Linked DNA regions of Mus musculus: region 2 is linked to region 1. Evidence: chromatin loops called from intact Hi-C (ENCODE). Cell type or tissue: heart. All regions are shown on one strand.

Region 1 (8,000 bases):
GTGGGTGCCGGGAATTGAACTTAGGTCTCTGGAAGAGCAGCCAATGCTCGTAAGTGCTGAGCCATCTTTCCAACCCCTATGTAAGCATCCTTTTGATGAGTAAATGAATGATTATAACCACACAAACTATCTTAGTTATCCATTATAACCACTAACGTTTACAACATTTACCTAATCATACTAAAAGCTATTACCAGCTATGTGCCATATGGACAAGTCTACTTTCTCAGCTTTCTTGTATCTAAAATGGGGCTAATAATGACACCCCACTTGCAGGTTATTTGAGACTGAACTGCAATTCATGTCAAGCAGTCTTACGGAGACCTGGTGGTATTTACTGTGACTAATGAGAGATGACTTTTTACTTATGTACCATTTTATTGTCACTAACAAAGGATTTTTTAAAAAATTATTTACTGTTTTCTAAGGAAATCTTCAAGTATTTAAAAAGAATAGTATATGAAACCTCACATATATTATTATCCTCTTTCAATAATTATTAATATAAAGAAAATTTGAAAAGTATCCTTAACTTCTACTTTTTAAAAAAGGTGTATCTAGTATTATATAGCCTGTAACTGTCCAGAAAACCCTGGACATTGCAAACTAAGGGTGGAATCATACACAAATCCTTCTTCCCAACGCTCTACCATCTTAACTGACTACTTCTAGGTCCCAGGCAAGCACTGGCTTCTAGTGTCTCACAAGCAAGACGGTGAAGCCAATGTAACAAAGAACAGGTGGGCAGCCCCATCCTCCATCCCCCAGTTCCATACCCCAGGGCTGGTCCAAAAAGAAACTGGATCATCCAGGGCTACACAGAAAGAGCAGAAAGGTTCACTGGAAGCTAAAAGAGACTATTGATTAGGATCAATAAATTCTAATGGCTTCTAGAACATAATAGGGAAAATTTGAAGAGTTTTCTTAGCATCTTTCCCCCTAGATTAAACTCATAGCTGTAGTAAAAGTTGTGTGCCCTCCCGCTCGTGTCAAGAGACAGTAATGAATCCTTTGGTGGTAATGGTAGTCCACAGTGAAAGTCAAATTCATCCCAAACTTATATTCAAAGACTTCTTGGAGTCTTCCGTTGACTTGCACCCCTGGAGCAGAGATTCATACACATAACTGGACTTTGAAGGAGGCTGCATTACAGCATCTCTCACTATCTAGAGCAACACTGGCCGAGGGAGCTCAAAAGATGAAAAGGCTCTTTTCATTTCTTTGTTGTCCATGCCTTAGCTGGGGTCTACATACATGGCTGTGGAGCTCTTCAGTATGACTAGTGTAACCCAAGAGCTAGCAACAAGTGGCTATCAGTACAACTCTAGAAGGCACTCTCTGACCAAGTGACTAACAAACTGGTTTATATATCCATCCTAAGAAATACATAGTTATCAATAAAAATTAGGAAATCAATAACTGCTTGTGTCTGCTAACTTTAAACAGTGGGACGGCTCCTATGGAAATCTCTATCTTAATCACAGAGGACCACTCTGCTTCATGGACTTACAAGATGAGGTTCTTCAGGTCAGAGGAGTAGTTGATTGTCACCAATTCCATGGCTTTCTGTAAATTTTCTCGCTGAATTCCTGCCAAAGAGTTGCAAGCCAAAGCCAACACAACTTTTCCTAATGATATCAGATCTGCTTGCTGACATGAGAAAATAAACATAACTTTTAATTTCTGCTTTACAGGTATATTTTCAAACACACTGAACACATCACCTAACAGGAATAGCACATTATGAGAGAGAGACAGAGACACAGAGAGAGAAAAAGAGAAAAGAGAGAGAGAGAGAGACAGAGAGACACGAGGAGCATGGTTACTTGTAAGAATCACTGTGACTTTACTGAGCCTCTCTGTCACAGTCTCATTTAATTAATAGGTCCAAACATTTGAGGGCATCCAAGTCATCCTAATGAAAGCATTTCTAGGACCACCATACTTTTAGGAAACATTACTGTAAACAATTTACATTCCAATTATGGAACTGTTGCTTTTACAAGCTTTTATGTTTTCGGGGGTGGGGGATGGGTGCAGGAGGGGGTTGAGACAGGTACCAAGACAACTCTGAAGTAGCTTTCTCTTCCCACCTTTACATGCAGGCTACAGAGATTCACCTCAAGAGGTCTCCAGGCTAACATGATAGATGTCTTAATGTGCTGAGCTATCTCTCTCACTTGTTCCAACATTTGTATTTTTATTCTGAAATTTTAAATGCAACTGATACTCTTCCCCGTTTCACAGAACTGAGGGCCACTACATGCTTGCTTTGCCAAGATCACTGTGACTAAACACACATTTCCTGAGTTCAAGATAGCCATGTGAATGTGGAGACAAGACAGCCCCCTACAAGTAAGCATTCAGATCACAGTTATCATAGAACATCAAAACGGCAGACATCAATGACACCCCGTGTCTTTGTTTTCCAATAGTGAGCTATTTTTGCTCACTGATAATAATAGGTCTTTGAATTCTTTTTCCCTCCATTTTTTGTTTTAAAAATGGTCCATTATCGTGAGGTTTTCCTTCTAACAGTGGTCATCAGGACCTTCCTAACGCTGTGACCCTTTAATACAGCTCCTCATGGGGTGGTGACGCCTACCTATAAAGTTGTTTTCATTGCTATTTCATAACTGTGGTTTTGCTACTGTTATGGATTATAACAATCTAATATCTGACCCCTGGGAAAGGGTCATTTGACCTTTAAAGGGGTCACAACCCCCAGACTGAAAACCACTGTTCTAAAAGAATTTGAGCACTGCTTACAACTCCAGCAAACAGCCGGGCATGCTGGCGCACGCCTTTAATCCCAGCACTCTGGAGGCAGAGGCTTTTTTTTTTTTTTTAAAGATTTATTTATTTATTATATGTGTGTAGCTGTCTTCAGATACTCCAGAAGAGGGCATCAGATCTCATTACAGATGGTTGTGAGCCACCATGTGGTTGCTGGGATTTGAACTCAGGACTTTTGGAAGAGCAGTCGGTGCTCTTAACCGCTGAGCCATCTCACCAGCCCCGGCAGGCGGATTTCTGAGTTCCAGGACAGCCAGGGCTATACAGAGAAACCCTGTCTCAAAAAACAAAAACAAACAAACAAACAAACAAAAAACAAAACAACTCCAGCAAACAAAACAGTCCCTAGCAATACTCCTCTACAATGACAATCATCACATGCCTAAAAGAATGTGGTTGCTTTAAGCATGGAATACAATTGAAGTAACTTTTACTGATGATTTCTATAAATACTTAGGATCTGAGATACCAAGTCAGTTACTGAATCCATGTTCATCTACTGAACATTTTTTTTTCTTATAGGAGTTTTCAAATCTAGCCATACATTAAAAACATCCAAAGAGCCGGGTGTGGTGGTGCACGCCTTTAATCCCAGCACTCGGGAGGCAGAGGCAGGTGGATTTCTGAGAAAGAGGCTAGCCTGGTCTACAAAGTGGGTTCCAGGACAGCCAGGGTTATACAGAGAAACCCTGTCTCGAGAAACCAAAAAAAAAAAAAAAAAAAAAAAAAAAAAAAAAAAAAAAATCCAAAGAGCTAAAATACAAACCAAATTAAATAAAATGATGTCTAAGTAGCCTCCTCCTCGCATGAGTTTTGGTTATGTGTGTGTAGCTGTCTTCAGTTACTCCAGAAGAGGGCATCAGATTTTTGTTACAGATGGTTGTGACCCACCATGTGGTTCAAAATAAGTTCAAAATAAGTGATAAAGTCTAGGGGTTGGTGTGTCTGTTCTGAGTGGCTGAGAAGCATGGGGCCTTGATAGAATATGAAATGGGCATGCAGGGAGCCAAGGGTTCTAAGGATTCACCAGTGAACTGCAGCAACAGATGGCTATCCCTAACATTTGACCTAAATAGTTTACATGCTAGACTCCATTACTAAAACACTTAGCTATTCAAACTCAACATTTTATTCAAAACTACCAGTACAGCCCTGACATTTTACACATGAGTTTCTGTGATCAGGTGAAAACTGAGTAAATGTACAAAATATGTTGAATTTGTTGGAAGAAGCCAAGGATTAATACCAGATTTAGGGACCCTGACTGCAGCCTGGTGTGGGAGGGCGCAGGTTGGTGGGAGGTGCCAATGTCATCCCTGTCTGGCTACTGAAAGTTAGGAGTCCTTCAGTCAACGTAAGAACAAATAAAATCTCCCAAGTTGTGCTGATGAAAGTACAAAACTTTTGGCTTTGAGAAATACGTAGTATTTCCCATTTCTACACGGTTTCAATACATTGTAGTCAGCAAAGTAAACTACAGGTGCTCATTTATCAAGTGTGTGAGCAGACTGTAACATCAGACAGCCTCCCAAGCTTTGAAACGGAACAAGTCTCAGTCTGGCTCTACCCTGGTTTGATGCCTTCCTCCTAAAATATTTCATATCCTATGTGAGAACAAAGGGCCCACAGGAGGGCTACGTGGGTATCTGAGTGTTGCACCTATCTAAAGCTGACTCGGGACGTAAACTCAGAAAGAAGATATACACACTACATAAAAGAATTTACATTACAACTTACTTTTAAATAAAAGATTAATAGTCTTCATTAGTTAAGAAATTTTGGCATTAATGACTCAAGGAACTCTTTTTTCCCCTGTATTTTCCAGCTAAATAATTTTCCATTTTTTTTGCTTCTTACCTCCATCTGGTTTTTACCCCCATTTGTTGAATTCAGGAGGTTCCCCCCAACTCATTTTCAGTGTCTTCCTGATTCTTGGTTTCTTGTTTTTTTTCTCTGATTTTATCTATGGCTCTACTTATGTCCACTTTACTGAAAGTCAGTCTCTAATCACGTGTCTGAAGCAGACTGTGAGAAATAGACTACAAGAAACAATGCGCTCCTCTCTCCTGAGCCCTCACAAAACAAAACAAAAAACAAACCTCCCCTTTGGGATTGTCTGTAAATCTCTTCTAGGCCTTGCTATAATAATCTATACAAAAATCTTCTACATCCATACAATAAAAAGAGAAAAGAAACCTGAGAAATGCATTTTACTGAAAAGTAAAGAGAGTGACAACTGGGTGAAAGCTGACAGTTTATAAATAAAGGCACTTTATTATAATTTTAAAATTTTATTTATAATAAAATGGTTGCCCCAGGCTTATAAAATAGCTGGTTGGTTGTAATTCAAGGTAATATCTATCTCCCTTTTAAAAAAGCCTCATTTTACAAGCTATTACACAATAAAGTAAGTGAAATAGTACCCATCTGCAAAACACAAAAAAGTGACTCAGAAAATTCAAAGTAGCCTTGTTTTATAGTAATAAGCAATAGTTTAGTGCTAGAGGTTGAACCCAAGGTTTTGTGCACAGCTTCTTAGTCAAATTCTATCTAAAATATACAGTGATAATCTTAAGACACGAGTTTTATTTTTTTTTTAGCCTGGACAAGAAGTTTCTAGATTCCTGGTAGTACTGGCTTTAAATACTATCCAAAAATGTAGCATAACTTTCTTAAGACATATCTAAATCACTAGTATTTAGTAATTTTCAGTCACATTCCGGCTCAAAGTAGCCTATTCTATCTTCAAACTCACTGACCTGCCTTCAGCCTACTCCCTAGTGCACACCTAGCTCATTAGTCACTTTTGGATGAAGATAAAAATTAGGCCAATGAGTTCCTAAGTATAACGCAGCAGCAGAAGACACTAAGAAATAACAGTCCATGAGAAGAGGAGGAGTAGACCATACTTAGATGGAAGAAATCTGCTGCTGGAGGTGTGCTCTGTGCTCACTCACATCACGATTCCTTCCCACATTGCCTACTGGATACCAGATATCAACCAAGGCAGCCTGCTAAGGTAGGCACAGCCAAGGGGAACTAAGATAGGAACGGCATGCAAACACATGGGTGTCAGAGTGCCTCTAAATCCCCAACAGCCGCAGACTGTCGCATGAAGCCAAACACAGAACAGGGCCCGGGACTCTTATTTCTCATCCCATCATTTCCTTCCTTCTTGTTCTGAAACTTGTCTTACCCTAAAGTAAACTAAAACTTCTTTTGAAACAAACCAAAGTTGAACAGTGGAGGACAACAGAATAGTGCCTCCTCATGTGACCAAGCCATTCTGCCTTGCATCAAACCTCAGATTAACAAGCAGCTAAACACAAATAAGCAAACCTCGCATGACTTCTTACACACAAAACCTAAAACCAGCTTTAGCAACAGCTGTATATCAATGTGAAGCACTGCAAGACAAACCAGCTACCCAGGTTCTTACATACAGGAATCCAAATGGAAGCGCCTACCCTACTCCTTCCCCACAGGGATAGTCTCTCTGTTTTTTTTTTTTTTTCAGTACTGGCATATGGAGAGCAATGCAGAGCCTGGAATTTGCTAAGAACTTTTCTACCACTAGATTACATACCCAGGAATGGGTTCTTAAGTTCTATGTCAATAAGAAAATAAGTAAGAAAATAGCTAAGAACACTATGGAGCATGAATCAGAAATAATAGAGTGAATTTAGAGAATAATAAAATTCTGGTAATATACAAAAAATGACAGCCTTTATGGCAACAAAGGAAAAACATAGGACAGGGTGCTCTAATGTCAATCCTTGGAAGATAATGTAGTAGGACAAGCATTCTAGAGTAAAACTAACAGCTATCAAACACTGAGCAGGAAAACTTAAAACCCCAAATACTTTAAAACCAAGTTTAGCTTAAGAGAAAAAACAAAAAAAAAAAACCAAAAACCAAAATAAGCAGCCATACTAATTCTTACTCACCTGGTACTGAGCCATTAATGCCAAAGGATTATTATTTTGACTGTTATCAAATGTTAAAACATCAAAGACTCCTACACAATTTACTCGTAACCTGTAAGGATCAAAACAATTTAAAGAACATAATTAAGATGGGATCTAAAATGTTAATGACTAATGTCCATCTCCATCCTCCCCACCCACAAAACCAACAACCATTTCAAAGATCATGAAACTCAGCCTGAGAGACATTAAATGGTGCGACTCCAGGCATAAAGTTAGTAACTGAAAAGAGCCGGAATGGTAATCCTTCACTTTCCTAAAGATGCAGCTGACACTGTGTCTTAGCTGTGTTCTTAGCGTCTTACTTGTTTTAACTCAAACCTCTGAATGAGTTTATCAGACAGTCACAGCACTGGCTAGCAGCACTGCTGAAGCTTAGAAAAGCCAAAAATTTCCTCAATTATCAACAGGCAAGAAAATGAACCAGGGCACTTTGGGGCTTTACTGTTTTGTTGGTTTTTACTCTGTGTGTGTGTGTGTGTGTGTGTGTGTGTGTGTGTGTGTGTGTGTGTATGTGTATGTGTGTAGGGTCTGTCTCTATGTTGTAGCCCAAGCTGTTAGCCTCCCAAGTAACGAGACTATAGGTATTAACCCCAAGGTCCAGTCACTATCTTCACTTCCACATGCTGTGCTGCCCAAAACAACTTGCAAAATATTATGGACACTAAAGTATTAGCTGAAGCTAAGATCTCTGTTACCTCACTGTATTATCCTCAACACTTAGATCCTAATCAATAATCATTTAACAACTTGTTAACAATACAAACTCTGTAGACTTCCTACATCACCAGCTGTGCAGGCAGAGCCCACCAATCTGAGACTGACTTACGGTGCAACTTAAGAATGATGGTTCTGTACAAGAAAGTGGTGCTGATACTTTTGTCTTTATTGTCAAATACCTTTGTGACTCTTGCCAACCTTTCTAAGGATAATTCACAACCATCTGTTAACTCCAGGGAACCTAATAACTTCTTCTGGCTTCCATGGGCACCAAGCACATGTGATGCACACATATGTATGCAGGCAGAACACACAACACACACACACACACACACACACACACACACACACACACACACACACACTAAATAGATCACTAAAGAAAAATGACAAGAAACCCAGATTCAGAACATTGAAAATGCTAGTACCTTGTTTTGCTGGTTATCAGAATCTTCGTTGGGTCCATTACTCTACAGGCCAAACCTGCTGTATGAATGG
Region 2 (8,000 bases), 110 kb after region 1:
GCTCCTACTGTCCCTTCTGGGTCTCTGGGGCTTCAAGCCCTAGCTTGACCTTACCAGGCTTCCTCTCACTGTCCACCACTCCACACCCTGTGCCATCCACCATTTAACTGTATGGGGCCCCATGAGCACCTCTGCATACCATGACTGGGTATTGACAGGCCAGATCATAGACAGGTGATCTGAGTTATTATGGGTTCCAAGAATGCAACAGCTAAGGTATACCTGGAACTCAGCCTTCCACACTATGACCTTCAGAGACACACCCTTCTCTAGCTTTCCCTTTCTGTCCCTCTGCAGTATTGGAGGGGGTGATTAAGATACCAAGTGTAAGCGTCTACATTTGCCATAAAGTTCTGTAGTTGCCCACTGTCTTAGTGTTTTACTGCTGTGAACAGACACCATGACCAAGACAACTCATATAAGGACAACATTTAATTGGGGCTGGCCTATAGGTTCAGAGGTTCAGTCCATTATCATCAAGGCGGGAGCATGGCAGCATCCAGGCCAGCATGGTGCTGGAGGAGCTGAGAGGTCTACATCTTCATCTGAAGGCTGCTAGGAGAAGACTGACTTCCAGGGAGCTAGGATGAGAGTCTTAAAGCCCATGGCCACAACTACACACTTCCTGCAACAAGGCCACACCTCCTAATAGTGCCACTCCTAGGCCAAGCATATTCAAATCATCACTCCTACCACGAAGAGCATTTTATTTTTAACCAAAGCTGATATAGCATTAGTTTGTAGGAATAAATGTGGTTGATTAGAAGGCAATTTGATAGGACATCGTGTTCAGTTGGCAACACATCAGTGGCTTCCCCATTAGGGCCTATGACTTCCCCAGCCATGGGCTTTTGACCAGAGTACAGTGTCAGACAGGAATTGCCTCGTGTTGAGCAGGCCTCAAATCCAGTCAGAAAACAGTGGGTTGTCCCCCATAATAGACTTGCCCCTGCTGTACAAGTAGGCACATCTCTGGCTGGTCTGTAGTGTTTGCACCCAGAATTCACTGCTGAGTGAGACTGTGGCTGACAGTTCTCCCGCTGCAGCCTGCATAGCTCCCACTGGAAACGTGAGCCAGCAGAGATGAAGCCTCCAGCTCAGTTCCACTTGAGTTTCTGTATGTCTGGCGAACAAGGCGTATGAAATCATCAGCCACCTTCCAGCTCCGGTGGGCAACCAACATCAGTGGCAGTTGCCTGTATTCTTGTGACCAACAGCTCAAGGAAGTCCACCCTTTAAAGACAGGTATAGATTTTTAAAACATATTTCTAACTGTATGTTTGTCTGTTTGTACAGGTATCTACCAAGGCCCATAGATGTCAGAACCCCAAGAACTGGAGTAATAGTGGGTTCTGAGCTACCAGATGTGGGTGCTGGGGCCTGGATCCAGGTCCTCTGCAAGAACAACTGTGCTCTTTACCTCTGAGCATCTCCTGAACCCCACACACATTATTTCTAATTACAGTGGGCCTGGAATAGAAAATAATGTCAACAATCAAACTTTAAAAGAAAATAGGGAGTCTGGAGAGAGGACACGGCAGTTCAAAGCACTGGAGAGAGGGCACCGCAGTTCAAAGCACTGGAGAGAGGGCACAGCAGTTCAAAGCACTAGAGAGAGGACACAGCAGTTCAAAGCACTGGAGAGAGGACGCCGCAGTTTAAAGCACTGGAGAGAGGGCACCACAGTTCAAAGCACTGGAGAGAGGACACGGCAGTTCAAAGCACTCGAGAGAGGGCACCACAGTTCAAAGCACTGGAGAGAGGGCACCGCAGTTCAAAGCACTAGAGAGAGGACACAGCAGTTCAAAGCACTGGAGAGAGGACACAGCAGTTCAAAGCACTGGAGAGAGGACACAGCAGTTCAAAGCACTGGAGAGAGGACACCGCAGTTCAAAGCACTCAAGAGAGGGCACCACAGTTCAAAGCACTGGAGAGAGGGCACCGCAGTTCAAAGCACTGGAGAGAGGGCACCGAAGTTCAAAGCACTGGAGAGAGGACACGGCAGTTCAAAGCACTGGAGAGAGGACGCCGCAGTTCAAAGCACTGGAGAGAGGGCACAGCAGTTCAAAGCACTAGAGAGAGGACACAGCAGTTCAAAGCACTGGAGAGAGGACGCCGCAGTTCAAAGCACTGGAGAGAGGACACGGCAGTTCAAAGCACTGGAGAGAGGACGCCGCAGTTCAAAGCACTGGAGAGAGGACACAGCAGTTCAAAGCACTAGAGAGAGGGCACCGCAGTTCAAAGCACTGGAGAGAGGGCACCACAGTTCAAAGCACTGGAGAGAGGGCACCGCAGTTCAAAGCACTGGAGAGAGGGCACCGCAGTTCAAAGCACTGGAGAGAGGACACGGCAGTTCAAAGCACTGGAGAGAGGGCACCGCAGTTCAAAGCACTAGAGAGAGGGCACCACAGTTCAAAGCACTGGAGAGAGGACACCGCAGTTCAAAGCACTGGCTGCCGTTCCAAGAAGCAGGTTCAATTCTCAGCATCTGCATGACAGCTCACAACTGTCTGTAATAGGATCCCACACCTCCTCCTGGCCTCAGAGGGCACTGCATACAAATGATACACAAACATATGCAGGCAAAACATTCATACACAGAAAAGAATGTTTTATAAATAAGTGAATAGTAGTAGAGCTGGTAATTAGATGGCGGTAGGAAGCTTACCTAGCATGCTCAAGGTGGTGTGTTGGATTCCAGCAGCAAAAACTATGAAAAAATAATCGTTGTGAAAGAGACCAGCATTGAGGAGGCAAAGGCAGGTGTGTGGCTGTGAATTTGAGACCCGTCTGGTCTACAGACAGAGTTCCAGGCCAGTCAGAGCTGCATGATGTCTGAAAAACAAAACAAAATAAACACACCTTTAAATAACCCAAGAGGCTAAGAAAAAAATAATAGAACTAGAAAATATTTTTAAAAGATAATTTAACGTACATGTCCATTCTTATGAAATACTGTTAAAGACTATAAGAAAAGTAACTTTAGCCGGACAGTGGTGGCGCACGCCTTTAATCCCAGCACTTGGAAGGCAGAGGCAGGTAGATATCTGAGTTCAAGGCCAGCCTGGTCTTCAGAGTGAGTTCCAGGACATCCAGGACTATAAAGAGAAACCCTGTCTCAGAAAAAAAAAAGAAAGAAAGAAAAGGAAGAAAAACAACTTTAAATGAATGGATTAGGAATGAGACTAAAAATAAGTAATGACATCAGGGGGAAAAATATATGTAACCCAGATATTACTAATACACAGAACCAATAGTCAATAAACACCAAGTTAATAGAACTTATTCATTGAAAAAAATCTAACAGAATGAATGAATTTTGACCAAGGAATAGGAGCTCCTGTCTGAAATCCAGCACCTAGGAGTTCAATAAGAAGGAGCTCTGACTTGAGGTCAGCCTAGACTGACCAGTGAGTTTCTAGCCTAGCCCTGGCTATACCACCAAAGTCTGTTTTACTATATTGTTTAGATATAAATGGAAAAGTAAATGACTATAAAATTGAATAAAACACAATGAAAGATGAGTGTACCCCAGGAATGTAAGCATGACTTGACAGTTGAAAATCAGTACCAACCATCACATTAACAGCATAAGAGAAGGCTCCAATGGTTTCAGAAAAAAGCAATCCATGACGTTTAATGCCCGTGTTTATTTGTTGTTTGTTTGTTTGTTCTAAGTAATAAGCTAGAGGCTAGAGATATGGCTCAGCAGTTTCAACTGTGGCTGCTCTCGCCGGGAACCTGCATTAAAGTTCTCTGCACCCATGTCAGGCAGCTCACAACTGCCTAAAACCAGCTCCAGGGGATCTGACAGGCTCTTCCAGCTTCCAGGGACACCTACACACACGTGGTATATTCAAAAATCAGTAAACTATAAGTTGAATCCTATTTAGCACAAGTTGTATCAGTCATTTCCAAGACACGGTGTATGTGTTGCTGAAATGTTGAAAACCTTTCATCTGAGCCAGGCGTGGAGGCGCACGCCTTTAATCCCAGCACTTGGGAGGCAGAGGCAGGCGGATTTCTGAGTTTGAGGCCAGCCTGGTCTACAGAATGAGTTCCAGGACAGCCAGGGCTACACAAACCCTGTCTCGAAAAACAAAAAACAAAAAACAAAACAAAAAAAATTGATAAAAAGATTCATTTATTCACTTATTCCTGTATGTATATAGGAGGAACTTTTTTATTTTGTTCCATTTATAAATTCTTCCTTTTATTTCCTGAGCTATTGGAGTTCTGTTTATGAAATTGCTGCTTGGACCTACAGCTTAGTGAGTTTCCCATTTTGTTCTAATACTTTCAAAATTTAAGATTTTTTTTAAATGCCACTGTTATGCGATTTAATAGAATTATGGAATTGTAATAAGCACAGCTGACACTAAGAGTTTAAGACAAATAAAACCATGAACTGTATGCCCTGGGCATCTGCTGTCCCTGTGTTTAACAGCAGTCGGTGTGATGAGTCGGTTAGAACTTCTAATGCAGTAATCTAGCATGTCAATCCTGACGAAATGGGAAATGAGCAAGCTGCCTAGTGAGACAAGACGTATCACAGAGCTCTAGGGTTGACTGAGCAGTCCTGCCTCAGCGAATAGGGTAAGGAGAAACAGCAAAATTCTCAACATCAACCTCAGGTCTTCACATGCACATGCATGCATGCATGCAACACTGTTTTAAAGGGTATTTAATTTGCTATTTTCTCATTGCTGTGCCTAAATACCTGACCAGAAGTGATTTACAGTAGCAAGGGTTCTATGACTTACAGTTTAAGAGGGGCCATGCCATGGCAGGGAAAGGAGCCCGCAGGAAGGATCGTGAGGGATCGTGAGGCAGCTAGTTACATTCATCAGCAGTCAGGAAGCCGAGAACAGGAAATGGGGCTGGGCTATAAGACCTCAAAGTTGGCTCCTTGGGAGCCACTTTGTCCAGCAAGGCTGCACCTCCTCCAAGAGTCATAACAGCGCCACCAGCTGGAGGCAGAGTGGAAACACATGAGCCTAACTCATTTTGTGTGTGTGTGTGTGTGTGTGTGTGTGTGTGTGTGTGTGTGTGTGTGTGTAGGGAGTTGCTGAGGTGGGAGCATTTGATATACAAACCACAGGAACTCATTGTGTGTGTGTGTGTGTGTGTGTGTGTGTGTGTGTGTGTGTGTGTGTGTGTAGGGAGTTGCTGAGGTGGGAGCATTTGATATACAAACCACAGGAAGCATTTCATCCATTTTGAGTTGACTTAGGAGAGAGACAGACAGATTATCTAGATCCCTTGTCCAAGTGAACACCCTATTTCCCCAACCCCATTTGTTGAAGTTTTATACAACATCTGTTTTGGGCATGGACACTTTTAACAAGAATCAGAGAGCTGGGCCTGTTGGTATATGTCTTCTCTTAGGGATGTTCTGTTCCATTCATACATATGTTTGCTTTCTGCATAAACCAGGCGAGTTTTGTTAGTGTGGTTCTGTAGTGTGTATGAAGTCAGGTATTTCTTCTTTCTGTTATTTTGACAATTTGGAGTCCATAAAAATTTTAGGATTTTTTTCCCTATAAGTATAGCCATTCCATCTGATCCATGAACAAAGTAGGTGTTTCCATCTTCTAATGTCATCTTTAATTTTGCTCTTTAATTCTTCAATGCTAAGTTTCACCTCTTTGGTTAAGTTGCTGTTGTTATTCTTGTTGTTATCTGAGACAGGTTTCCCCTCTGTTGCCCTGGCTGGCCAGGAACTCTGTTTGTAGATCAGGCTGGCCTCAAACTCACAGAGATCCACCTGCCTCTGCATCCCCAGTGCTGGGATTGAAGGTGTGAGGGAGGTACTACCAAAGGCTTTTTGTTGAGTTGACTCCTAAGTGTTTTCTTTTGGTTTCATTAGGGATGGAACCCAGGGCTTTGTACACAGTGGACAACTGCTTTACCACTGAGCTACCCCTGCATGTCTGGCTTTTTCCTGGTATTGTGAATGGGGTTGTTTTCTTGATCTAGTTCTCCATAAACTCATTACTGGTGTGTGAAAGATGTTGATTTCTGAATACTGCTGCTTCACCAGAGTTATCAACTCTACAGTCCTCTGGTGGAGTCCTTAGGGTCTGCTAAGTATAGAGTCATGCCTTCTGCAACAGGGGTGACTTGTCCTCCCTTTCCTGTCCGTATCCTTATTGTGTTCTCATGCCGAATTTGCTTTGCCTAAAATTTGAAATACCTGACCAAGCCAGCCCAGTCAGTCAACAGGGTCTTGAGGGAGGGAGTAAGGATTAAAAAAAAAAAAGACTATTAGACAACATTATAACATGACCCCAGCCAGGGCCTAACCAGGGCTTCCCCGCCCCCCAGTCTGATTATACCACTCTAGGTATATGCAAAGAGTAGGGTTAGTTCTAGATCAAAGGCAAAGTAGTCTAGTCAAGGAATAAACAAGGCAATAAACAGAGCCACGTGGTCACTGTGTCTAGGGGTTTATGAGGCTGAGGCATTACGAGGAATACTGTACATTCCCCAGCTGTATTCATCTTGAGCCTTGTCCTAGCCCAAGGCCAAATTCTTGTCTGAGCCTACTCCCTTGTCTTGTGACCAGGGTCTTGCTTTGAGTTTCTGTCCTGACTTCTCTGGATAATAACACCCTGTAAGACGAAATAAACCCTTTCCTTCTCAAGTTGTTTTTGGTTACCGTATTTATCACAGCAATAGAAACCTAAGTAAGACAAGAGACAAGAGCCTCCTTACTGAGGTTTTCAGGGCTTTTATAATGAAGGAATGTTAAGCAATAAATATCAAGGTTTTTTGAACATCCACTGAGATAATATGATTTCAAGTAACTTTTATCCCTGATTTTTAATGTGTTTTATATTATGCTTATTGTCATGATGAACCATCCATGGGCTAAAACCAACTTGATTATCATGTCTGAGTTATTAATATGTTTCCAAGCATCTTTTTTTTCCTCTATCTCTCTTCAAACAGGGTTTCTCTGTGTAGCCCTGGCTTTCCTGGAACTCTGTAGAGCAGAGCTCTACCTGTCTCTGCCCCTGGAGGGCTGAGATTAAGAGAATGATAGATATCCAACACCACTGCCTAGCATAGTCCCAAACATCTCTTTTTGTTTGTTTCTTTGTTTCCAAGTATCTTTTTTTTCTTTTTTTCTTTTTCTTTCTTTTTTTTTTTTTTTTTCCGAGACAGGATTTCTCTTTATAGCTCTGGCTGTCCTGGAGCTCACTTTGTAGACCAGGCTGGCCTAGAACTCAGAAATCCGCCTGCCTCTGCCTCCCGAGCGCTGGGATTAAAGGCGTGCACCACCATGCCAGGCTGTTTTCAAGTCCGGCTGTTTCCAAGTATCTTAATTGATGAATTTTGCCACTGTATTTATGAAGGGTATTGTTACATAGTTTTGTTGAGGATGTTATTATATCAGGTTTTTAACAGTGTAATAGCAGCTTTGTAGATTGGAGTTTGGAAACATTCTTTCAGTGTCTGTTTTGCAGGATAGTTTGAGGAGCACTGATACTAGCTTTTCTTTAAAGGTCTGACAAGATTTGGGCGTGGATCTTTCCTGTCGGGGCTTCTGTTGGAGACTTTTCCATAATGCTGTGCTCTCTTTGATTATTGTCACCTTGTTTAAGTTTCTTTACATCATCATGTTTCCATTCCATGGGTAATAGGTATGTATGTGTGGGGCGGGGGGTGGGGGGGAGACAGAGAGACAGAGTCACAGAGAAAGACACAGAGAGAGAGAGAGACAGGGAGAGAGAGAGAGAGAGAGAGCTGTCGTTTTCTAAGGCACTGGCATTTGCTTTTCAACCTCTTCCCCAATGATCCTGTGGGGTTTACTGCCATCTGCTGTACCATTACCTTCACCTCTCTAGCGTACTCACTTGAGCAGGCACAGCTATTAATTAATTATAGTATGTCTACGGGTTCTTTTCTAGTTGTGTCCACTGGGATAATAAACGCTTCCTCTACCTGGCTTTATGTCTCCTGGTTTGGACATAAAGCCAGACGATTTGGAGAAT

Evidence for each region. Peaks named below come from ENCODE experiments on the same cell type or tissue, not always from the same donor. Only the 100,000 strongest peaks of a DNase experiment are listed, where the experiment ranks them.
Region 2: it touches region 1 in a loop (2.7-fold over the local background); 7 of 42 quality-filtered maps call a loop at or near these places.

What each region holds. Positions count from the first base shown.
Region 1 is chr5:147,530,051-147,538,050 of GRCm38, reverse strand. Pan3 (PAN3 poly(A) specific ribonuclease subunit) reads right to left here. Exons shown (of 19, transcript NM_028291.5): 12 at 7,931-8,000; 13 at 6,744-6,834; 14 at 1,511-1,650. Among named protein-coding and RNA genes, the nearest start is that of Pan3, 100 kb to the right of the region's middle. In heart, a CTCF peak has its summit at 3,642 (motif pointing right); no DNase peak of the experiment used is centred here.
Region 2 is chr5:147,415,465-147,423,464 of GRCm38, reverse strand. It overlaps D5Ertd605e (DNA segment, Chr 5, ERATO Doi 605, expressed), which reads right to left and starts at 4,845. Exons shown (of 3, transcript NR_033625.2): 1 at 4,764-4,845; 2 at 2,669-2,835; 3 at 421-1,233. In heart, CTCF peaks have their summits at 4,942 (motif pointing left) and 7,845 (motif pointing left); a DNase peak (open chromatin) is centred at 4,884; H3K4me3 peaks cover 182 bases.